Linked DNA regions of Homo sapiens: region 2 is linked to region 1. Evidence: read pairs that join two places in POLR2A ChIA-PET (ENCODE). Cell type or tissue: PC-3. All regions are shown on one strand. Links, peaks and the distances in the headings refer to the core of each region. The heading gives the core; the rest is flanking DNA.

The links. ChIA-PET counts read pairs that join two places held together with the same protein. Peaks named below come from ENCODE experiments on the same cell type or tissue, not always from the same donor. Only the 100,000 strongest peaks of a DNase experiment are listed, where the experiment ranks them.
Region 2: POLR2A ChIA-PET joins it to region 1 with 12 read pairs; 8 of 35 experiments call an interaction of 5 or more read pairs at or near these places.

Annotation. Positions count from the first base shown.
Region 1 is chr3:169,987,664-169,999,913 of GRCh38, forward strand. It overlaps SEC62 (SEC62 preprotein translocation factor), which reads left to right. Exons shown (of 8, transcript NM_003262.4): 7 at 577-696; 8 at 4,931-10,710. The coding sequence ends at 5,400. Among named protein-coding and RNA genes, the nearest start is that of SEC62, 27 kb to the left of the region's middle. In PC-3, for the core only: no CTCF peak of the experiment used is centred there; no DNase peak of the experiment used is centred there.
Region 2 is chr3:170,044,266-170,056,515 of GRCh38, forward strand. All of the region lies in intron 2 of GPR160 (G protein-coupled receptor 160), which reads left to right. LOC124909455 (a long non-coding RNA gene) reads right to left here. Exons shown (of 3, transcript XR_007096156.1): 3 at 3,172-4,593. Among named protein-coding and RNA genes, the nearest start is that of GPR160, 12 kb to the left of the region's middle. RefSeq lists enhancers at 822-871, 1,451-1,951, 1,912-2,071, 10,796-10,935, 11,266-11,325 and 2 more. In PC-3, for the core only: no CTCF peak of the experiment used is centred there; a DNase peak (open chromatin) is centred at 5,546; H3K4me3 peaks cover 1,240 bases; H3K27ac peaks cover 3,059 bases.

The DNA of each region.
Region 1 (12,250 bases), core at 219-8,218:
ATTTCTTATAATTCTTTCTTGTGTCCCCACTTTACTTGCAAAAAAACTGGAGACACTTGTAAACAGTTTCCCTAAGCACCAAAAAATACATCTGTAGCAGAAATCACCTGGGGAATCTTTCAGTCTGTGGATGTCAGAGCTCCACCCCAGAAGAAGAATCTCCAGAGAGGGGTCTTGGAAATCATTTTTTGTTGGCTTTGTTGTTCTGTTGTTTCTTTTAGCTCCCTTACTTAGTAGGCAAATATCTTAGTATTTTTTAAATAAAGTAGATATAGCTTGAAAAAGGGGGCAGTTGATAAATTAAGGAGGCAACAGTTTTGAATTTCTACATAGCATTTTTTTCTAATTATATGTAATTTACACTAATAAAAACTAGTTTAAGAATAGTATAAAATGTTAGGTTGAACAATATGAAATTGCTCATAATTGACCATTTTTTACCTATAAAAATGGCAATTTTATATTTCACTGTGTTTATGTTTCTCAGTTTTTCCCCCAGGGATATGTTTCTGTTAGTGCAGCCATACCATTTAAGTTTTTATTCTAAAATTTAACTTTTGTCATTTCTTGTTCCAGTGATTGCAGTAATAGCGGCCACCCTCTTCCCCCTTTGGCCAGCAGAAATGAGAGTAGGTGTTTATTACCTCAGTGTGGGTGCAGGCTGTTTTGTAGCCAGTATTCTTCTCCTTGCTGTTGGTAAGTATTGTTATTATAAAATTGACCTCAAGAAGGTTGGTATTGAGCAGTTGGACTGTAATTTGGAGCTTCAGTAAAGCTTAAGAAAAATTAATGGAGGTAAATCAAGAAATATATGGTACTACTTTCTGAGTCAAATCTCAAAACTCAGGCTTGGTAAGATGTGTTCTGTCTGCAGAAAAAGGATTTAATACATCTTTAAAAAAATTTTTTAATAAGATTATTTTTTATTGACAGATCATAATTGTATACATTTATGGGGTACAATGTGATGTTTTGGTGTATGTGTACAATGTGGAATGTTTAAATCAAGCTAATTAACATAATTAGCATATTGATCACCTTTCTTGCCTATCATTTATTGTGAGACATTTGAAATTTACTTATTTTGAAATATACCATACATTATTATATCTTAATCTGCAAATAGATGTGCTTTAAAAATTAGTTATGGCAGAGGCGTTTAATATTTTTGCAGTGGTAGATCATTTATTAGACATAATACTTTCAGTAAAACATTTTTTAATTTTGACTTAGAACAAATGCAACATCTAAATAATCTATGCATATATTTAATAAATGATTCTAAACAATTGATTTGCCATTTTGGGAAAAATCAATAATTTTCACCCAAGTACCAAAATACTAGATGCAATAAGGAGTTAATGTTTTAAAAATCAAATAGGAAAACATAAGTAAATGAATTTTCCGCATTTCTGGATGATTGGGGTCTTTCATAGATTATTTGTTTAGAGGCAGGGTCTTGCTCTGTCACCCAAGCTGAAGTGCAGTGGTGAGATCATAGCTCACTGCAGCCTTGAATTCCTGGGCTTAAGCAATCCTCCTGCCTCAGCCTCCCAAGTAGCTAGGAGTACTGGTGCATTTCATCATGCCTGGCTTTTTGTGGGGGAGATAGGGTATCACTCTGCCCAGGCTAGTCTCGAACTCCTGACCTCAGGTGATCTGCCCTCCTTGGCCTCCCAAAGTGTTGGGATTACAGGCGTGAACCACCACGCCCAGCCTCCTTCCTCTGATTTGGTAACCTCTGGCAGCAGAAAAATCCCCTGCTGGTTTTGCATGGAACACGGGCACATTTGTAGGCCAAGAAACAATATCTAAGCCTGTTTGAATTTAGTGTCAGTGTAATACCTGCATCAAGAAGGAAAAGTCATAAACTTTGATCTGACATTAGACATAATAAAATTGGTGCTTTTTGCCTTTCAAATTCCTGAAATTTAGAAACTCCTTGGAAATTTTTAGCAAAGGTTTAGCTCCACTGAATAGAATTATTCTACTTGCTTATTTTTAAATTAAACCAGTGTTCACAATAGTTTATGGTTATTATGTAGTTTTGCTGTTTAAAATATTGTTTCTTCAGTAGTCTCTTTAAATAAATTTTCATTGTAAATATGCTGTGGATTTAAATATGCATTATGAACCAAATAGTCTTCTGAATTATACCAGGAAACAAACCCAACATTTTATTTTGATTCTCTTAGAAAATGCAATTCCAAATATACTTTCAAATAATTAGATATTTCTTTTATATTATTCTTTGAAGTCTTTATATATATTATGTATATCGCATATAATATATATCATGTATATTATATATGAATATATATGATATATAGATATATGATATATCATAATATTATATATCATATATATCATATAATATATATCATATGATATGTCATATATATTATATGATATCTCATATTTATATGAAATATATTTTTATATATATTCATTTTTTGGAGACAGGGTCTTGCTCTGTTGCCCAGGGTAAAGTACCATGGCAGAATCATAGCTCACTGTACCCTCAAACTCCTGGGCTCAAGCAGCCCTCCCACCTTAGCCTCCTGAATAGCTGGGACTATAGGAGCATGTTGCCATGCCTAGCTAATTTTTTTTTTTAAAGTCAGGGTCTTGAAATATTATGTATTGGTCACAATTATATCTGGTGTTTCTTTGAATATGCATTATTAATAATGCCATTTAAAATAAAACCTTTGGCAGTTTTCTAAAATCTGTCGCTTTTAGCATAGGAATGTTATTATAGTACATGTCACAGCTTCCCCATAATTCTTCCCTTTTCACTCTCGGTAATCTAGTGCCACATAGCGAAAAACTGTAAAACATGAACATTTTGCCATACCATTTGTATGTGATAAGAAATTAGGTTAGTGCCATTTCTATATTGCTTTTTCTTTGGTTTGATACAAGATTTCATATTATGAATCATCTGTCTTACAATCCTGTAAAACCTATCATTGCATCATAATTGGAGAAAAAAATGTACAGCCTCCTTAAATTCATTATCTCTGTTTATCAGTGGAATTTATTCTTAAATCATAATTTTAAGCATATTTACCTTTTCCGTTTATACCACGAAAGATTCTAATGTGTACAGGAGTCTTTCAGAATATTTATATTCTTGTGAAAATAAAAATTGCTATTTTTAAAAGTCAAGACAGCTATAACGATTTTCTTCCATTTATACAAAGCAAAATAATGGAAGACACATAGATTAGCTTATTTCAGGCTTTATATGAAAACAGTGACAGAATTGTCTAAAGAAAACAAAAACCAAAACTCCTGTCATAATTGATTAGTCTGTAACATTCACATAATCATCATGACCTTTTAAAAAACAGGAAAAAATCACTCAGCTCTACATAATTGGTAAATTCAGAGAAAACTAAATATTGGGGTTTGTGATAACTCATTACTACAAATTTTAAAATTCAAATTCCATTTTTCTACAGTTTTTTCATAATACAGTGTTATAAAAGAGTAAACCTTATGTATTTAAGTGATCTTGCTTTCATTAACATTGTATTTTTCCTAATATTGAGAGGATTGGTCTTTAAGCAAAAATTACATAGTTTACCTAACTAATAAAACAAAAAGGTCAGGTTCAGTGACTCACAACTGCGATCCCAACTACTCGGGAGGCTGAGGTGAGAGGATCACATAAAGCCAGGAGTTTAAGACTGGCCTGGACAACATAGCAAGAACCTGTCTATCAAAGTAGGTAGATAGGTAGAGAGAGAGGGAGGATAGATAGAGAGAGAGAGATTAGATAAATAAATGATAGATATAGACCTGTAATCCCTGCACTTTGGGAGTTTGAGCCCAGGAGTTCAAGACCAGACTGGGCAACTTGGCAAGACCCCATCTCTACAAAAAATACAAAAATTAGCGGAGCATGGTGGCACGTACCTGCTACTTGGAGGCTGAGGTGGGAGGATTGCTTGAGCCCAGGAGGTTGAGGCTGCAGCGAGTCATGATTGTGCCACTGCACTCCAGCCTGGGTGACAGAGCAAGACCTTGTCCTCAATAAATAAATAAGAAAACAAGGATTAAAAGATGGAAACTTTCTAATACTGGGGTTCCTTATCCAGGGCTAATTTATCCTTTAGGCATAGTAAACGTGTGCCTTGGACCAAGATACATATAGGGGTCCACAGAAATATTTTCATTTTTATTTCTTTTAAATCAGAAGTAGTAATGTATATACATGTATGTAATAGCAAACCTATACAGTATTTTATTCGTGTTTATACAGATGTACAGAAAATATAGTCATAAATGTATAGAAAATATAATATTTAATAGTTTTTGTGGAGTAAGTGCCTTACAAAGGCAAAAGGGCCTAGGGCCTTGGGAAGTATGATGCAGCCCTGCTTTTCCTTCTTAAAGGCTTCCTTCCTAAACACCTTTCATCTCTTTATTTTATTCTTTTCCTACACCATGATCTTATGAATACTTAAATTCCCAACTGATTGCTATGTGTATTGAAGCATAATATCACAAAGTACATAAATCAGAAGTGTATATCCATGTAAGTGTACACCCAGATGGAAAAAAGAAGTAATTTTTTTCAGTGACATTATTGCATTGTGACCTCAAGTTCAGAGCAACATTCTGTGCCCCTAGAATACCGTGATAGCTGCTAAACTAGTCAGGAATTTTTTGTTTTCAGGCATGCAGTGGTGTAATTATAGCTCACTGCAGCCTCGAGCTCCTGGGCTCAAGTGATCCTCCCAAGTAGCTTGGATTAGAGGTTTAGCCACCACGCCCAGCACTAATCAGGATTTAAATATTAATATTTAAGGTGTATGAAATGTGCAGATAATAAAACTGTTTTCCCAGCTTTTTATTAACAAATACTCCCTTCTGAGGCAGTGTTTGAATTACTCAATTAGAGAAATTTTTCTCCCCACAGCTCGATGCATTCTATTTCTCATCATTTGGCTCATAACTGGAGGAAGGCACCACTTTTGGTTCTTGCCAAATCTGACTGCTGATGTGGGCTTCATTGACTCCTTCAGGCCTCTGTACACACATGAATACAAAGGACCAAAAGCAGACTTAAAGAAAGATGAGAAGTCTGAAACCAAAAAGCAACAGAAGTCCGACAGTGAGGAAAAGTCAGACAGTGAGAAAAAGGAAGATGAGGAGGGGAAAGTAGGACCAGGAAATCATGGAACAGAAGGCTCGGGGGGAGAACGGCATTCAGACACGGACAGTGACAGGAGGGAAGATGATCGATCCCAGCACAGTAGTGGAAATGGAAATGATTTTGAAATGATAACAAAAGAGGAACTGGAACAGCAAACAGATGGGGATTGTGAAGAGGATGAGGAAGAGGAAAATGATGGAGAAACACCTAAATCTTCACATGAAAAATCATAATCTGACTAATTTTGGGACTGAATGAATAAGTACAAGAGGTTGGATTTTCTATGTTGGCTGATTACCATATTGAACACATGGCATTTGTAGCATTCTTTAAATCTATCTACTGAAATGTATTTGACATTCAAGCAGTTATATTCGGTCCTTCATTTTATAGAATATTGGCACTATTATTGGTACAGTTTAAAGCCATTAATATGTTTTATCCATTTGATAATTTTACAGTAAGTAGGTCTCATTCATTTTGACAGTTATCAAAGATGTACTTTCCACAGTTAAATTTACATTAATGGCAATTTTTGATAGTTTTATGGCTTTTTACTGTTAGACTAATCAAAAATAACTTTAAAAGGAACAAAGAAACTCCAACATTTCACATTATGCATAGTTATGTAGCCATTTCACAGTTTCTTTAAGATGTGTAAACTCATTGTCCTTGATAGTTTTTATTTTTCATTATAAAATTATACCAGGAGATTTCTTTTAAGATTCTGAGTTAGCAGAGTTCAAAACTATTTTGTGGAAACAAGCCAACTAGTAACAATGCAGCAACACTTCTGGTTTAGCTAAATTATTTTTCCAATGTAGGAAATCCACACTGATTTGTACGTCTGACTGAGAGAAAGATGGTCGTCTCCAGCAGAGAAAGTGAACAGCATTTGTTGGAAGGTGATGGCTCTCCCTCCTCCCTCCCCATTTCATTGGCGTAACGTAAAGTGTATTCTGTACATAATTTACAAATAAAACATTTTATTTTAATTGTTACTTATTATTTAGATATTTCTCAACACTTAAATTCATAAAATTAAGACCATGTAAGGGTATGTTTTTAGAGAAATGGAAGTTTGAGTAACCCACAGAACATCTGTGATCTTTCTACAGCAGCTTCAGTTTTGTGCCAACATTCCATGTATTTTGAATATGAGCAAAAACTGATCTTAAGAGCAGACTTAAAGTAGCTTTGTACGCCTTAATGTTCATTTTGATTTATTTTAAATCTTTACATTCAGAAATGAGATACTGTATTATCAGACCAGGAGGCATTGCTGTGAAAGATAATTTCCTATTCTAAAATATCAAATTTAAAATAAAGATAATGAAAGAAAACATAAGAGAACTATTGGACTCTAATTGCTTTGAACTAGTTTTGCAGTTTGACTTTACGTCTTATACATCTTAGTTACAAGTCTTTGGAAACTCTTGTTTACTTATGAGCATAATCATTCCTTGGAGTTATACTAACTAATAATGAATATTAAATGATTTTTCTTCAGTCACAGTGAGAGCATCTTGCTTTGTGGTTGAAATAGGTAGTGTATGTCAGTCTTTGCTTTAGGCTGTTTCTCATCTAAGTGTTTGAATTAAAGATGTTAAATTTTTCTAATTGTGAAAAATATGTTTTCTGTATCGACACATTTTATTAAACTTGGCTTGATTGCTTCTTTATAGTAGTCCCTGTAAGTGGACATAAATGTGGCTATTTGATGTTAATGCAACTATGTCAAGGCTGCAATCACTTTAATAGTTTCTTTTTAGCAAATAAATGTTCATTGATGAAGTGCCTGGGTATTTTCCCGTCCCATTTGCAGAGCTCTACTACTTCATTTCCACAGTAAGCATATATATAATGATCACTTCTGAGTTTATCACCAGTAACATTGATACCTATTTTGGGGTATAAACATGGTGTTTTTCAGAAATAAAAATTATTTCATTAACCTTTACTATTACTGTGATAATACCCAGGCACTCAATATTCATCCTGAAATTTTTTATAATATATGTAATTTGTCTAGTCTTAAAGACATTTGGAGCATGGCCAACAGGAAGGTCAGCTTCTTACTGATGTGTGTGGATTCTTACAGAATGTTAGTACAAATTTTTATAAATATTTGGTGATCCCTGGGGGGAAATATCATTCTTACTATGGTTAGAAAGTGAATTAGAAATTTCAGCTCAGTTTCTATTTTACTATTCAAGTTGTGTACTTTAAACAAATATAAAAATCAAAAGGCTGCCTCTATTACAATCCTCAGTGGAATAGATGGCTATCTTTCTTGGCTAACATTAAATATTCTTGTACCAGAGCATGGAAAATCGTTTATAATTGTTAATAGAATGGCGATTTTTTTTTAAGAACTTCAGATTTGCTATGCTGCTGTAAGTAGAAAGCATGAAGCTTTTTGATCATGTAGGGCTTATTGTAGAGGGTATCAATTGGCCTAACTAAGCAGGATTGAATTTACCAGAGGCTAAGTTCAGATAGTAAGAATAATGCATATGTGATTGTTCTTAAAGTCAATGTATTAAATAAGGTATTTTTCCTTTTCCCTCTTACTGGATTTTTCAATTTTCAAACCATATGGCCTAGGTAACTTTAATTGAAATAATATAGATTTAGTTGAATACTATTCAGGAAGTAATAAATTTTAATATATCACATTGAAATTATGCAGTGGTGATGAATTTTGGTGTTTCCCCCCTCTTTCTGGTTTTACATCATGAGGATCAGTTAGCTGCTGACAAGAAAAGTCATCTTGTGTCTTTTGTAAATTGAATTTTTTTTTTAAATCTATTAGGAACTGGAAAACAGCAAGTATGGTTGATTCTCATTATTCAAGGTAGTTACGTTCTATAAAGTCACTGCGAACACTGAATTAGCAAATATAGAACCTAGGGGAAATACAAGGCTAGATTTCTGCAAGCCACTGGTCACATTTTCATCAAGCAGTCAACATGTAAATTTCTGTTGTAAAGACACCTTATTTAATATAATCGATTCATTAACATTGAAGTCATGACCAACAACACTGTAACTCATGCCTGAATGAAGCTTATCTGACACATAAGCTTCATAAGGCACACAACAGCCTTTTTACCCTTAGGAACAGCTTTTTGCCCTTAGCACTATGCTTGGGGGCCATTTTAAACAGTGAAATCAAAAAAAGAACAGAAATGCAAAAACCATGGCATTAGCGTAAAAAGGACACGTTTATAGTATGAAAGCTGGAACATGGCCTTGTTCAACCTCAGCTCAGAATATGTGTACAGCAAGTTTTTTGCTGTACCACAAAATTTTAGGTTAGGCAAATTCACAAATACGGAATCCATGAATAACGAGGATCAACTGTACTTAACTATATTTTAAAGCTGTGACATTTATCTACCTGGTTTATGGAATAGAATTTATTGCTGAATCATGCTCCAGTATTTGAGTGATGTTTTAAATATCCTATGTCTGAAAATAATTCCTCCTAATTGTGTGGTAATTTGCTTTTACTGTTTCCACAGTATTTCAGGTCTTTGCTCATTCACTCAGTAATACTGAGCACTTACCATGTACCAGAATTTTACTAGGCACAACCATGAATAAAAATACAATTCTCTTGCACCATTAAATAGTGTGTTAAGTGCTACGGCAGCAAATTGCTACATGTGCTGGATATCTCTTGTTTTCCCCTCCAGCTCCACTCTGCTCTTGCCCACAAAGCTGACCCGAATGGACCACAGCAGTGGGCTCCTATGCCTCCTGGCTTCTGAGTGGGTTTGGCCAAGGAGTGTCCTGGCCAGAGATCAGAGGATGGTAGGGTGCCTATTCTCGGCTCTTCTCCTGGGGTTGGGGGGCTGCCTTAGCAGCCAAAGGTCACTTCTCCCAAACTCCTTCCCTGCTTTCCAGGTTGCCAGTCCCTGCACTCTTCCTTTCTGGCCAAGGATGATGTCAGTTCTGCTGCTACTAGCCTGGAGTTGCAGAAGCTACTGTGCTTCCTCTTTGGGTAGCCTATACCTATACTTATCTCCTCATAATATCTTCATGTAAAGAACCATCTGTTTCTTATTGGAATCAAGACCAATACCAAGGAGAAATTCCTAGGGAACAAAAATTCCAATGAGGAATTGACCTCTTTGTCAGATCCTTATCACCAAACATTAGAAAAGATCTCATAACTTTATACAGCATGTTGTAAGCATTTTGATAACTAAAATCCTGTTCTAGTGAATGTCATGCAGATAACTACACAAGGAGATTAATTTAAATTTGCCTTCTTTGGCAAGCCCTTAAACCAATGGCTAAAGCAGTTAGTTGTGAGTTTCTGAGTAGGTCCCAATGCGTTTATTTCATTTGTCCAACCTAGCACAGAGATCCTTTGATACTTTAATTGCATGGCTTTTCCAATCAGACGAAATTTCAGTCTGAGAGAGGACATATTTTCTGAGGTTTATAGTTTTAGGATTGTCCAAAAGGCCTATGATCTCTTCTTAGCATGACAGAAAGAGGGAAAGATAAGTTAAATTTCAAGGGGGTCATATCATCACACTTTGGTCTTATTTCATTTTCAATGATTTCCTAGATCACTTTAACTTTTTTGTGTCATGGACTCCTCAGAATAATGGGTTTTTTTTGTTTGTTTGTTTGTTTGAGATGGAGTCTCACTCTGTCACCCAGGCTGGAGTGCAGTGGCGAAATCTCAGCTCACTGCAACCTCCGCCTCCTGAGGTTCAAGTGATCCTCCTGCCTCAGCCTCCCAAGTAGCTGGGATTACAGGCACATGCCACCACACCCAGCTAATTTTTGTATTTTTTAGTAGAGACAGGGTTTCACCGTGTTGGCGAGACTGATCTTGAACTCCTGACATCAGGTGATCCACCTGCCTCGGCCTCCCAAAGTGCTGGGATTACAGGCATGAGCCACCATGCCTGGCCAGAATAATGTTTTTAAATGCAGAAAAGGAAATGCATGGGGTTACAAGGGAAACGAATTACACTGAAGTGTAAGCTACCAAATAATTTATGATGTGGTAGTTATAGGTGTGCATTTAATAGCCAGATCTACGAGTGGATGTAATAACTGCTATGATGTTGAAGTAGCATAAAACATATATTAGATATCTGCAACAACTGTGATGTAACATGAAAATACCTGATTTCTGTTGACAAAGTTACTGCTAGTACAACTGTGGATTGTTGTCTGCACTCGTCATTGAAGGAAATACTAAATTTTAGTTTTAGGCTAGTGAAATTAAAGTTAATTTTTCCCATCCAAGTTCATGTATCTTCTGAATTCTATCCGTGAATCCCTTAGAGGTCTGTGAATTGTAGGTTAAGAACCCCTGCCCTAGCTAATCAGATCCACCAATGTTTCAAATAGGACTATAACTTATTCAAAGGCCAATGATACTTCGCATAATTCAATTTTAATATTATTCACATTTCATGTCACAAATTTAGTAAGTTACATGTGTTATGTGATGTTTTGTTTTGATAGATTATATCTTACTCCTAAATAAAAAGTCAAGATTTTTGTAGCAACTTCTATTTATTTTATGTATTTATTTATTTTGAGATGGGGGTCTCCTTGCTCTGTCACTCAGGCTGGAGTACAGTGGTACAATCACGGCTCACTGCAGCCTTGACCTCCTGGGCTCAAGTGATCCTCCCACCTCAGCCTCCCAAGTAGCTGGGACTACAATTGCATGCTACCACACCCAGCTAATTTTATAATTTTCATAAAGATGGGGTCTCCCTACGTTGTCCATGTCGGCTTTGAACTCCTGGGCTCAAATGATCCTCTTGCCTTGGCCTCCCAAAGTTGTGGATTACAGATGTGACCTGCCATGTCCAGCCTGAAGCATCTTTTAAATGGGAGAAGCAAAACAGGATCTTACCAACACTAAGATTATCTTTCAGTCATTCAGCAAACATTTGTGGAGTGATTACTATGTGCTAAGCATTGTGCAATCACAAAACTCAAAAAGCTAGTTTAGTAAGAGAGACAAGTATTCATGCAAACAGTGGCAATGGTGTTGTGTAATGTCAAAAGTATCTGTGACGTGCTTATGAGATCACATAAGTGAATACCCAGCCCAGATTAGGAAGGTCAGGAAAGGCATCCCATAGAAGTATCATGAGCTAGATCTTGAAGAATGAGTGGGTATTAGCCAAGTAAAGACTAGGGGAATTTTGGGCCACTGCAGCAAGATGTGCAAAAATAAGACAGCAGAGTGAGCATGGCATCCCCTGAAACTGAAACTAGTTAAGGTGCAGCTGGAAAAGAGAAACGTTTAGAGAGGGATACAGGTGGCAAGTCATTGTTTGACCAGAATCCCTTCCTTTAGAAAATATTCCTTTCCCTTCTGTGGTGCTCCTCATTCCATTCCACGGTGACTGGCCTCAAGGATGAGCACTCAGTTCACACCAGGCCAATTGAAGTCTTCTCATTTACTCAGGGGTCTTGAATTCCAAGGACCATGTGGACCTGAAGAAACCAATGGCTATGCTGCCTTCACATGAATGGAGCCTGTCTAGAAATAGAACCAACATGAAAAAAACAGAACCAAGGGTGGATCAGGAAGACAAGGCCTTAATGCCATCTTTGAACTCCCAGATCTAGCCTGGCCTAAAGCCATCCCTGGGCTTTTCAGTTGCATGAGCCAACAGATTCATCATTTTTTCTCAGTTATTTTGAATGAGATTTCTGTCACTGGGAACTGAAAGATGACTGAGTTGCACACAGTAAGTATGAACAGTGACACTAAAATACCTTTGGAGCAGATTGACTCAAAGCAGGAGAGTGACACATTCAGATTTGCATCTTAGACTACACTAATCACATAGAAAATGGCATGGCAAGGAGCAAGGCTTAGATATTTTCTGGATACTTCCAGTATTTCTCAGATTTACACATTCTAACCACAACTCCCCTCTTGTTGTTAAAAACAATTTATTTTCTTATTACGGAAAAATCAGAAACTTATAAGCAAAAATAACCAGAAAACTCACAAACCTACTGTCTTAGTCCATTTTGTGTAGCTATAACAGAATACCACAGACTGGGTAATTTATAAAGAAA
Region 2 (12,250 bases), core at 1,835-9,834, 58 kb after region 1:
GTGAGCCGAGATCACGCCATTGCACTCCAGCCTGGGGAAGAAGAGCGAAACTCCATCTCAAAAAAAAAAAAAAAGAGAAGAGAAAAATGGGAAAGAGCATATTCCTTTGAGGAAATGAGAGTCTTGTGTTTAGTCTCAGTGCTTCTCTGTCAGACGAATACAAGCCGCGTTGTCATTTTTCTCCCATGCTGCCTATTTTCTCACTTATAAGGAACTTGTTCGCTACCCCCTGCAGTTTGACAAGAATGGAGTAGGTGTGGGCAGGCCTCAGTAGGGAAAAGGAATGGCTCCAAACTCCCACACCATTGGGTCTTTGTGAGTAGGCAGGTGGGTCTTGTGCACCTTGGCGGTTCCCCAGGGTGTCCTGCAGGGATGGGGCACCAAAAAGGCCTTTAACCCTTCCCCTTTAAGCAGGGGACCCATGTGGATCCTGAAGTTGTGCATCAGCTCACTGTAGCTGCTCTGAGCTGGACCCCAGCCACTCTGAGGGGTTCCTAGGACTTGCAAAGGGCCCCTCTCCCCCATCCTTCTCTGCCTACCACTCTCCTGCTGATGACAAGTCCACTTCTATACACTGCTTAGGCACAGCCCCCCAAGAAAGCTCTGCAGGGATGAGGAGCTGAGGCACCCGCATAGTCCAGCCTTAAGGGGTTTCTGTGATGCAAGTCCAAGGGTGGCTTAATTTCCTTGCCTTGAAACTTTCGGTTAAGGGTCACGGGGCAAACATTCTCGCTTCTGTGAATAGCTGGAGTTTCATGACAGTTGAAGTTTCTCTTTAGATCTTTGTTTCCTTCCCCTGAGTTCTGCATTTTCTTCCCATGTACGTGTGCCGTGGAGGAGAATGAAAAGAGGAAATGGCACAAAAGTGAACCTTGTTGGGTGGCTTTCAGGAAATGTCAGGTGCTGTTGTGGGCCTTTGTCACTCGAGTTGTCAGTCTAGGTGTGTGTGTAAACGGACATGGAATAAACAAGGGCTCCAAGTGGAACAGCTTGTTTTGGCCAAAAGAAGTGAGTTCAGGCCGAGCATGGTGGCTCACACCTGTAATCCCAGCACTTTGGGAGGCCGAGGTGGGTGGATAGTGAGGTCAGGAAATCGAGACCATCCTGGCTAACACGGTGAAACCCTGTCTCTACTAAAAATACAAAAAAAAAAAAAAAAAAAAAAAAAAAAAAAAAAAAAAACCAATTAGCCAGGGGTGGTGGCACTCGCCTGTAGTCCCAGCTACTCGGGAGGAGACTCGCTTGAACCAGGAGGTGGAGGTTGCAGTGAGCCGAGATCACGCCACTGCACTCTAGCCTGGGCGACAGAGCAAGATTCTGTCTCAAAAAAAATAAAAAATAAAAAAAGAAAGAAAAAAAAAGAAGTGAGTTCAGAGGCTGACATGTTTTGTGAATGCCAGACCAGCGGCTTGATGGGATCCTTTCTGGAGAACTCTGCGATTCAGGTTTGTGGCTGTGTGCTCCCTCAGGTGATGATTAACCCCCTTGTCAAGGAAGAGTGGGTTAATTGGTTATTAGCCAGAGCAAACAGGGAGAGGCCAAGCAGTCTTGAGTATGGACTCAGCCAGATCCCTGGGTTTCATTTCTGGTTCTTCCACCACCTGTGTGACCTTGACTCATTTTTTAAAACCTCTTTGTACCTCAGTTTCCCCTATGTAAGCTAGAAGTAATAATAATACCTACATCATAGGGCGGTGAGGATTCAGTGGCACGTCAAGTGCTTGTAACAGTGCCTGGCATGGAGTAGGATGGATTGTGAGTTAGCTATTATTATTGTTGTTGTTAGAGCCCTGCTTCCTTTACTTTCACTTTTACTGGGGAGAATTTCCCCCACATAATGTTAGAAGAAAGACCACAGGGAAGAAATGCATCTGAGCTCTGACCTCTGTTCGTGGAGTGAGCCATGGGCTGCCCATCTGGGTTCCCACATGGCCTTAGGGAAATGTTCTCCATGACAAATGCTAACAGGGTGTTTGGTGCAGCAGCAGCTTTGGAATTGATGAGAACTGGGCCACAACTTGTGACTTTGAGCCAGGGCTTTGGCTTTGTTGTTCGGGGATTAAAATCTCCACTGACTGTGGAAAGGAGTTGGAATCCCCTAGCATTCATGTGGATACAAACTCCAACCCCTTATGAGAGAGCGGGCTAGTGTTAGCTGGGACACAGGAGTCCCAGCCTCAGCTATGCCACCGCCTGGCAGGGGTTTAAGGCCAGGTCTTCTGGGCAGCCAGTGCCTCTTCTGTCACCTGGGGATAAGCATATCTAATAGGAATGTTGTGAGGGGCTAACAACATTTTATGAAATCCTGACACAGACACAGCAAAGTACAATGCCTGACTTGCCCCTTAGTAGTAAAATCATAGAACAGATACATTGAGAGGCTTACTTTTTAACTTGGAAAAGTAATATAGATGCTGTTAACTAATGTTTATTTAATATTTTATAGTTCCTAAAAGGGCTATCTGGTTTGATCTTTAAACTAGCAATGCAGGTTTCTGTTTGTTTACATTTGTTTCGATTGCCTTTGGCTGCCTGTTTCAGGAGAGGAGGTACAGAAGTGAACCCAGGTTCAGGCCAGAAATGAGAACATGGAATGGCCTTCATTTTACTGTATCAGAGAGGTAACATGAGTTCTTATTCTTTATGCCCTTAAGTAATTCTGAGGAGGAAGCACTTTAGAGATTGATAGCTAAGGTGTTGCTGGGAAGCTGAAAGCATCCATGGTGTCCAGGGAAGCTGAATGGAGGGCCAGTGATTCCCCTCCAAGCAGCAGGGCAGAGGTCTCCCCTGTCGACAGCCCTTGCCTGGTCCCCTTCAGCAGGGGGCAGTGGGAGGAAGAGAGGCAGTAGGCTTTGGATTCTCCCTCCTGCCCCAGGTGCAGACCCAAAGCTTCAGAGTCCATCCTACCTTCACCTAACCCTTCGTCCTTCTCCTGCACTCCAGCCAGGTGTTTCAGTGTGTAGTCTGTACCTGCCACACCCTCACCGCATCCCCCCAAGCCTGCACTGTCCTGTTCACCGCAAGGTTTTCTCTTCTTCCTATGGCCTCAGCTACTTTCCATTGCTGCCCTTGCCTCCTGATCCTGCCTGCCTTCAACTTTACTGTATTCTGAAAGGTTTAAAGGGAAAAGTCTTTTATGACCCACAATCCAAGGATCTGAAGGCATTGACATTTGGGTATATTTCCTTTTTATTTTGTTTTACTTTGTTTTTTTATAAATTTAAAAAATTTTAACATTTTATAAACAATTCATTTTATGTTAGAATTTTAACATAGTTGCTATACTTTGATTAAAATTTATCATTATGACGATATCAAAAAGACACCTGCATGCATATGTTTATCATAGCACAATTCACAATTGCAAAGATATGGAATCAACCTAAGTGTCCATCAACCAATGAGTGGATAAAGAATATGTGATATATGTATATACACATCACATATACACATACATATATACACATCACATATACACATACACAACACACCATGGAATACTGCTCAGCTATAAAAAGAACAAAATAATGTCTTTTGCAGCAACTTGGATGGAACTGAAGGACATTATTCTTTTTTTTTTTTTTTTTTTTGAGATGAAGTCTTGCTCAGTCACCCAAGCTGGAATGCAGTGGCCCAATGTCGGCTCACTGCAACCTCCACCTCCCAGGTTCAAGCGATTCTCCCACCTCAGCCTCCCGAGTAGCTGGGATTGCAGGCATCAGCCATCATGTCCAGGTAATTTTTGTAGCGACAGGGTTTCACCACGTTGGCCAGGCTGGTCTCGAACTCCTGACCTCAGGTGATCCACCCGCCTTGGCCTCCCAAAGTGCTGGGATTACAGGCGTGAGCCACCATGCCCATGAAGGCCATTATTCTAAGTGAAGTAACTCAGGAATCGAAAACGAAATGCCATATGTTCTCACTTGTAAGTAAGTGGAAGCTAAGCTATGGGTACACAGAGGCATGCAGAGTGATATAATGGACTATGGAGACTCAGAAGGGCAGGATGGGAAGGGGATGAGGGATGAAAAACAACCTATTAGGTACAATGTACACTACCTGGGTGATGAGTACTCTAAAATCCTAGACTTTACCACTGTACAGTTCATCTATGTAACCAAAACCCACTTGTACACCTAAAGCTATTAAAAAATTTTTTTTAAATAAAAAATCATTGTATTCCCCTATGTCTTTATAAATGTTTTTAATGACTGCATGCTATTTTAGGCTTTTTTAGCCATTCTTTTAAAATATTAGAGAACTAAGTTGTTGCTCATTTTTTGATGTTGTACATCATTCCAATTTGAATGCACATAAACCTTGGATCCCATTTCACATTATTTGAGATGGATTCCTGTAAAAATAAGTACTGAGTCAAAGGTTTTCAACATTGGAAAGTTTTCTTTCTTATCACAAAAGCAACAGATTTGTATTGTGGAAGATACAGGACAGTGTAAAAAGTAAACATGTACCTCTATTCTCACCAACCAGTTGCTGTTTGTGTCGCCGGGTTCTCCCCCTCCAGGACAAATGTCCTCTTCAGGCTTGCTCCATGCGTGGCCTGTCGGCTGGCAGCATGGCATCACCTGGGAGCTTGTTAGAAATGCAAAAGCTCAGGCCTGCCCCAGACATTGAATCAGAATCTGTCTTTTAACAAGATCTATATTCAAGTTTCGGAAGTCTTAGTCCCTGAGGCCACCACCTTACCAGTCACGGTGGGCTGGCATTAATTACCTCTGATCTGTGAATATACGTACATTTTTCCTATTTCCCTGATACTGGGATGTACCACTGTGTCTACCACTGGTTTGCACCCTCCTGTCTCCCTTAACGTAAGACCGTGTAAGGACAAGAGCAGGCTCCCCTCAGTAACACCGGTTCAGGGATCAGCAGGATCTCATCTCATCCCCCTATGAGAAGCCCTGCTACACACAGCTTTATCTTGTATCTGTCATTTAACATTATATTGTCAGCATTTTCCTGTTATTTAGTTTTTCTCTCAAGTTTATCTTTCATGGCTGCAGGTGGTAATCCATCTTATGACTGTCTGATAATTCATTTGACTCATTCCCTATTGTTAGACATTAAGTTGTTTTGATTCTTTTGGGGACTGGGGAGGGTATACTGTGGGCTATTATAAGTATGCCAAAGTGAACTGCTTCCGCAGTAATTATTTCCCTCAACCCAGATTATTTCCTTATGACAAGTTACCAGAGTGCAGACACTGGGTCAAAAGGCATGAACGTTTTAAACCCTCCTTAAAATGCCGCAGGAGTATACAAAGTGCCCTGACATGGTGCCCTCCCAGACACTGGGTAGTGTGGTCTGTAGACAGACTCCAGGGAGCAGGGTCATGCCTCATTCGCATCACGCCTCCAGGGCTGGTGTAGAGCCAACTCTGAGGGTCACTCTAAGGGGACCTGGGGGAATGGAAAGGAAGTGACGGAAGGATGGGCAAGCTGCCTGTGGTGGTGGTGCTCCTTTCCTCCTGGCCTGAGTCCTGAGTCACAGTAGATGTCACTGACCAGGCAGCAGCCTTCCTCAGGGTGTGTCCACAAAGTTTAGCCTTTCCTCCCGGCACCCGTCTTCCAGTGGCTTGGGAGCTGGAGCAGGTGGTGGAGGCCTGAAATGACTACTTGGTGAGTCTGGAATGTGCCGGACCTGATTGCTGCCAAGCTTGTTTTTGCTTCACGAGTCTGAGACTGTTGGGTTCTCTAATACTTTTTTCCTCTCACCAGCAGACCAGGAACCTGATATTAAGTAAACTTTATTCTAAAAGGTACACTCAGACAATTCCTTTTTTTTTTTTTTGACACTGAGTTTCACTCTTGTTGACCAGGCTGGAGTGCAATGGTGCGTTCTCGGCTCACTGCAACCTCCACCTCCCAGGTTTAAGTGATTCTCCTGCCTCAGCCTCTCGAGTAGCTGGGATTACAGGTGCCTGCCACCATGCCCGCCTAATTTACTTCTTCTTCTTTTTTTTTTTGTTGTTGTTGAGATGGAGTTTCGCTCTTGTTGCCCAGGCTGGAGTGCACTGGTGCGATCTCAGCTCACTGCAACCTCCACCTCCCAGGTTCAAGTGATTCTCCTGCCTTGGCCTCCCGGGTAGCTGGGATTACAGGCACCTGCCACCATGCTTAGCTAATTTTTTTTTTTTTTTGAGACGGAGTTTTGCTCTTGTTGTCCAGGCTGGAGTACAATGGTGCAATCTGCTCACCATAACCTCCACCTGCCAGGTTCAAGTAATTCTCCTGCCTCAGCCTCCCAAGCAGCTGGGATTACAGGCATGCACCACCACGCCCACCTAATTTTTTTGTTGGTCAGGCTGGTCTCTCTGCCAGTATACAATCAGTTCCCACCTGTAGCCCCAGATAGCCATTGAACTTCTTTCTGTCTCTTGCCTTGTCTGGGAAATTTCAAATAAGAGGAATCTTGGGATATGTAGTTTTATGTGTCAGGCATCTCTCACTTAGCACAACATTTTTGAGGTTCATCCATGTTGCAGCATGTATCAGTAGTTTGTTCCTTTGTATTGCTGAGTAGCATACAGTTTTATAAATGTACTGCATTTTATTTATCCACTCACCAGTTGATGAACATTTGAATTGTTCCCAGGGCTTGGCTATTATGAATAATGTTGCTATAAACGAGGTAATGTTGCTATCTACAAGTGTTAGTATGGACCTTATTTGTATTTCTCTTGAGTAGATTTGTAGGGGTATAATTGCGGAGTCATGTGGTAAGTTTATGTTTAACTTTTTAAGAAACTGCCAAACTATTTTCCAAAAGCGGCTGTGCAATGTTAGAGTCCCACTAACAGTGTATGAGGATTCTCTACATTCTTGCCAACATTTGAAATTGTTAGTCGTTCTTATTATAGATATTCCAAAGGGTATATAATGGTGTCTCATTGGCAGTTTTAATTTGCATTTCCCTAATGACTAATGCTGTTGAGTTCCTTTTCATGTGCTTATTAGTTACTTATATGTCTTCTTTTTTATTGGATATTTGATCTATATTGATATCAATATAGATCTATATCATCTTTGATGACACGTCTAGTTACATCTTTTGCCCCATTTTAAAACTGGATTATTTCTCACCATCCTCTTATTGAGGTTCAAGAATTTTAAGGTATATATCTGGATGCAAATTCTTTATCAAATATATGGTTTGGGGCTGGGTGCAGTGGCTCACACCTGTAATCTCAGCACTTTGGGAGGCCAAGGCCAGCAGATCACCTGAGATCAGGAGTTCAAGATCAGCCTGGCCAACATGGCGAAACCCCGCCTCTACTAAAAATACAAAAATTAGCTGGGCGCGGTGGCATGCGCCTGTAATCCCAGCTACTCAGGAGGCTGAGGCACAAGAATTACTTGAACCTGGGAGGCGGAGGTTGCAGTGACCCAGGATCGTACCACTGCACTCCAGCTTGGGAGAGAGAACGAAACTCTGTCTCAAAAAATAAAAAAATAAAAAACAAATAAATAGTTTGAAAATATTTTCCCCAGACCCATGACTTTTTCCCTAATGGTGCCTTTTAAAGAAAAAAAAAGTTTTAAATTTTGATGAAGCCTAAGTTGTTGATTTCTTTTATGGTTTGTGTTTTTAATCTTATATCTAATAAGTACTTGCTGAACCTTATACAAGTCTTGTGGACATGTTTTGTTATGTTTTTGAGATGGAGTCTCACTCTGTCACCCAGGCTGGAGTGCAGTGGCGCATTCTCGGCTCACTGCAACCTCCACCTCCCAGGCTCCAGTGATTCCCCTGCCTCAGCCTCCTAAGTAGCTGGGATTACAGGTGCACGCCACCATGCTCAGCTAATTTTTGTATTTTTAGGAGAGACGTGGTTTCACCATGTCGACCAGGTTGATCTCGAACTCCTGACCTCAAGTGATCCGCCCACCTTGGCCTTCCAAAGTACTGGGATTATAGGCGTGAGCCTCTGCACTTGGCCGACCTGTTTTAATTACTCCTAGGTAAATATCTAGTAGTAGAAGTACTGGATCATAGGATAAGCCTATGTTGAAATGCCACACTATTTTCCAAGGGGATACACCATTTTACACCTCAAACAGCAGCGTATAGGAGTTCTCGTTACTCTACATCTTTTCCAATATTTGGTATTGTTGGTCTTTCTGATTTTAGTCATTCTGATGGATGTGAAATTGTATGTCATTGTCATTTTAATTAGCTTTATCCTGATAACTAATGATGTTGAGTACCTTTTTGTTTGCTATTGGCCATTTGTACATATTCTTTTTGGAGTGTCTTTTTAAGTATTTTGCCCATTTTTGTTTGAGTAGTTTGACTTTTTGTTATTCATTTGTAGGCACTCTTTATATATGTGGTCTGGTAGTCTGGGCACAAGTCTTTTGTTAGATAGATGTGTTGTAAGCATTTTCTCCCAGTCTGTAATTGCCTTTTCATTTTCTTATGATGAACAGAAGAATCTAATTTTAATGAGTTCACTTTATCAATTTTTTTTCTATTTGGTGCTTTTTGTGTTTTGCTTGAGAATTCTTTACTCTAAGGTTGCAAACATATTCTCCTTTGTTTTCCTTGTAGAGTCTTACCTTTTATAGCTATGCTTGTGATCTCTCCTGAGTTAATTTCTGTTAATGGTGTGAAGTGGAGTTAAGGTCCTTTTTTTTTCATACGGTTATCCAGTTAGTCCAGCACAGTGTGTTGAAAAGACTTTCCTTTCCTCCATTGAATTGCATTGGTACTTTCTTATAAATCAAGTGGACTGGTTTGAACTCTTAAGCTCATTGTCTTGAGTTCTATAATTTATAAGTCTTGAAATCAGGTAGTGTAAGTCGTCCAACTTTGTTATTGGCTATTCTAACCCTTTGTATTTTCATATATATTTTAGCATCAGCTTGTGAATATCTTTAAAAAAGAAAAAGGCCTGGTTGGATTTTGATCAGAACTACATTGAATCAACTAATCTGGGGAGGATTGACATGTTAATAATATTAATCTTCTTATCCATGAACATGGCATATCTCTGTTAAGGTCTTTAGGTTTTTTTGGCAGTGTTTTGTAGCTTTTAGCATTGACATTTTATAAATATTTATACAAATTTATTCTTATTTTATGTTTTTGAGTCTATTGGAAATGATATATTTTCCTTCATTTTTGAATTTTGTTGCTATATATAGCAATGTGGTTTTAAAAATTGACCTGTGATCTTAACTAAATTCATTTATTAATTCCAGTAGATTTTTTGTAAGTACCTTAGGATTATCAATATACATAAATGCCATCTACAAATAGTTTTATCTTATCCTTTCTAGTCTGTATGCCTTTCTTTTATTTTCTCGCCTTACTGAATGGGCTAGGATATCCTAAAATGTTGAGTAGATGTAGTAAGGACAGATATCCTTACCTTGTTTCCAATTTTAGGGGTAAAGTGGTCAGTCTTTCACACTTAAGTATAATGATAGCTATAGATTTTTCATAGATGTTCCTTATCAGGTTGAGGAAACCATCAGTTTCCTACTTTGCTGAGAGGTTTTTATCATGAATGGTTGTTGAATTTTTTCCAAAGATTTTTCTGCATCTCTCAAGATGGTCATATGCTTGTTTTCTGTATTCAGTAATGTGAATATATTTATTTTTCATCTGTTGGCACTTTCTCTTCACCTCAAATTAGGGAAAAGACCACAGTTACCCATTTTGGTTTTTTGTTTTTTTTTTTAATTACTCAGCTTTAACACTTGAATATCTTGGCATTTGTGCATGGAATATTAGTTCAGGAACATGATTTAGACAATTTGAATCAGACAATTTCCATAAAATATTTTATAAACTAAAAAGCAGCGTTTGTGTGTGTGTGTGTGTATGTGTGTGTAGAGTTATTTGGCTTGAGAGCCCTGCCTGCCCAACAAACTTATCTTAAACTCTCATCATTATTAGTCTCATGCTTAAAAAAAAAAAAGTATCATTTAAGTGAAGACTTCAGGCAGTTGAGGGAGCAAGCTACATGAGTATAAGAAAGAAGACCATCCCAGGCAGAATGGTCTTCTGAAGCACAAGTTCAAAGGCCCTGAGGTCCCAGAGGTATCCAGAAAACTGTCTCTTCAAAATTGCTTTTGCCTGACATTGAAGCAGACAGCAGGGGCTAAGAAAACATCACCACCTTCTGGCAGAATAGAAGGACTGAGCTGCTCAGGTCAAATCATTATAGTAAAATATACCTAAAATTTACCATCTTAACCATTTTTAAGTGTACAGGTCAATGGCACTAAGTACATTCACATTGTTGAGCAACTGATACTGCTATCTACGCATCTTCAGAACTTTTTCATCCTGTGCTGAAAACCTGCACCCATTAAACAGTAACTCCTCATTCTTCCCTTCTCCTAGCTCCTGGCTACTGTTTACTTTTTGTCTATGAATTTGATTATTCTAGGTACCTCATATATATGGGATCATATGATATTTGTCATCTTCTGTCTGCTTATTCACTTAGTGTAATGTCTTACGGGTTCTTCCACCTTCAGCATGTATCAGAATTTCTTTTCTTTTTTTTTTTTTTGAGACGAAGTCTTGCTCTGTCACCCGGGGTGGAATGCAGTGGCCCGATCTTGGCTCACTGCAACCTCTGCCTCCCAAATTCAAGTGATTCTCCTGCCTCAGCCTCCCTAGTAGCTGGGATTACCGCCATCTGCTACCATGCCCAGCTACTTTTTGTATTTTTAGTAGAGACAGGGTTTCACCATGTTGGCCAGGCTGGTCTCGAACTCCTGACCACAGGTGACCCATCTGCCTTGGCCTCCCAAAGTATTGGGATTATAGGCATAAGCCACCGTGCCCGGCCAGGATTTCATTTCCTTTTAAGACTGAATAATATTCTACTGTATGGATATAAAGTCGTTCTTAGGAGATGTGTATGTTATATTTCTGAATCCTGAGAATGGAAACAAAACAGGTAGAATGGTAGTGGGGCAAGCTGGCGTAGGTCTGGGATACTGTTACCAAAGACTTATAGGAGAACTGGACCCCGGCTGATTGGGTCCTGACATCACACCTGACAATGTGATGGTGAAAAAAGGATCTCCCTTAGGTGGTTGTTCTGGTTCAGTTTCTCAGCAATGATGAATAACCGTGGTTTCAGAAACCATGAACAACTAAGCATGAAGAATGTCATAACCTCTCTGGTGGTTGAGTCATACAAGGAGCCACATTCAGAAGCCCGGGATGGAGAGTGGGGTCTCAGGGACTATTGAGCACAGATTTCTGATTGCTACTTTCCAGATCATTGTATGCTTAGGCCGTTTATTTTGATGAAGAAAGCAAGACTAAAGGACATGATAATCATTGAGAACCAGGAGGCAATCTCTAGTTCAGATGTTCTTTTAAAAACTTTTTTTTTTTTTGAGACGGAGTCTCGCTCTGTCCCCCAGGCTGGAGTGCAGTGGCGCGATCCCGGCTCACTGTAAGCTCCGCCTCCCGGGTTCACGCCATTCTCCTGCCTCAGCCTCCTGAGTAGCTGGGACTGCAGGTGTCTGCCACAACGCCTGTCTAATTTTTTGTATTTTTAGTAGAGGCGGGGTTTCACCGTGTTAGCCAGGATGGTCTCGATCTCCTCACTTCGTGATCCGCCCATCTCGGCCTCCCAAAGTGCTGGGATTACAGGCGTGAGCCACTGCGCCCGGCCTTAAAAACTCTTTTTAAACCTCTTCTGTGAGCATGTTTGCTAAGCGGTCAGCCCATAAGTATCTGAACAACTGTTCTTATAATCCTTTGTTGCTCTTATTAATCCCATTCCTATATTGTTGATTTTTTTTAAGATATATTTTCTATTTGTTGATGTTGTTCTTAAAACTCAGTACCTGAATGACTAGTACAAGGTATGCAACTCCTTTCTCTTTAATTCTGAACCTTATACTTGTATTACTTATCTGTTCCCACCAAAATGATGACGAGGTGAATATATGTGTAGAATTTGCAGTCAATAAAATACAGTCACATTGTAAGGGAAGTTTATGTGAAAATATACATCACCAGAATACTAATTTACAAGCAAACATAAGGCATTGAGTAAAAATTCATGGTAGCTTTATAGAAAAATGAATTGTGTCAGTGTAACCTGATTTGTTTTCAAGAACATTTTACGGATCTGGAGGAAGCAGGGGACATAATCTTAACTTTCTCATGCTATTGATTTCATTATGAATGACATAATCAATAACAGCCCGGGGAAACAGGTTAGCTCACATGATACCACAGTTAGACGGTG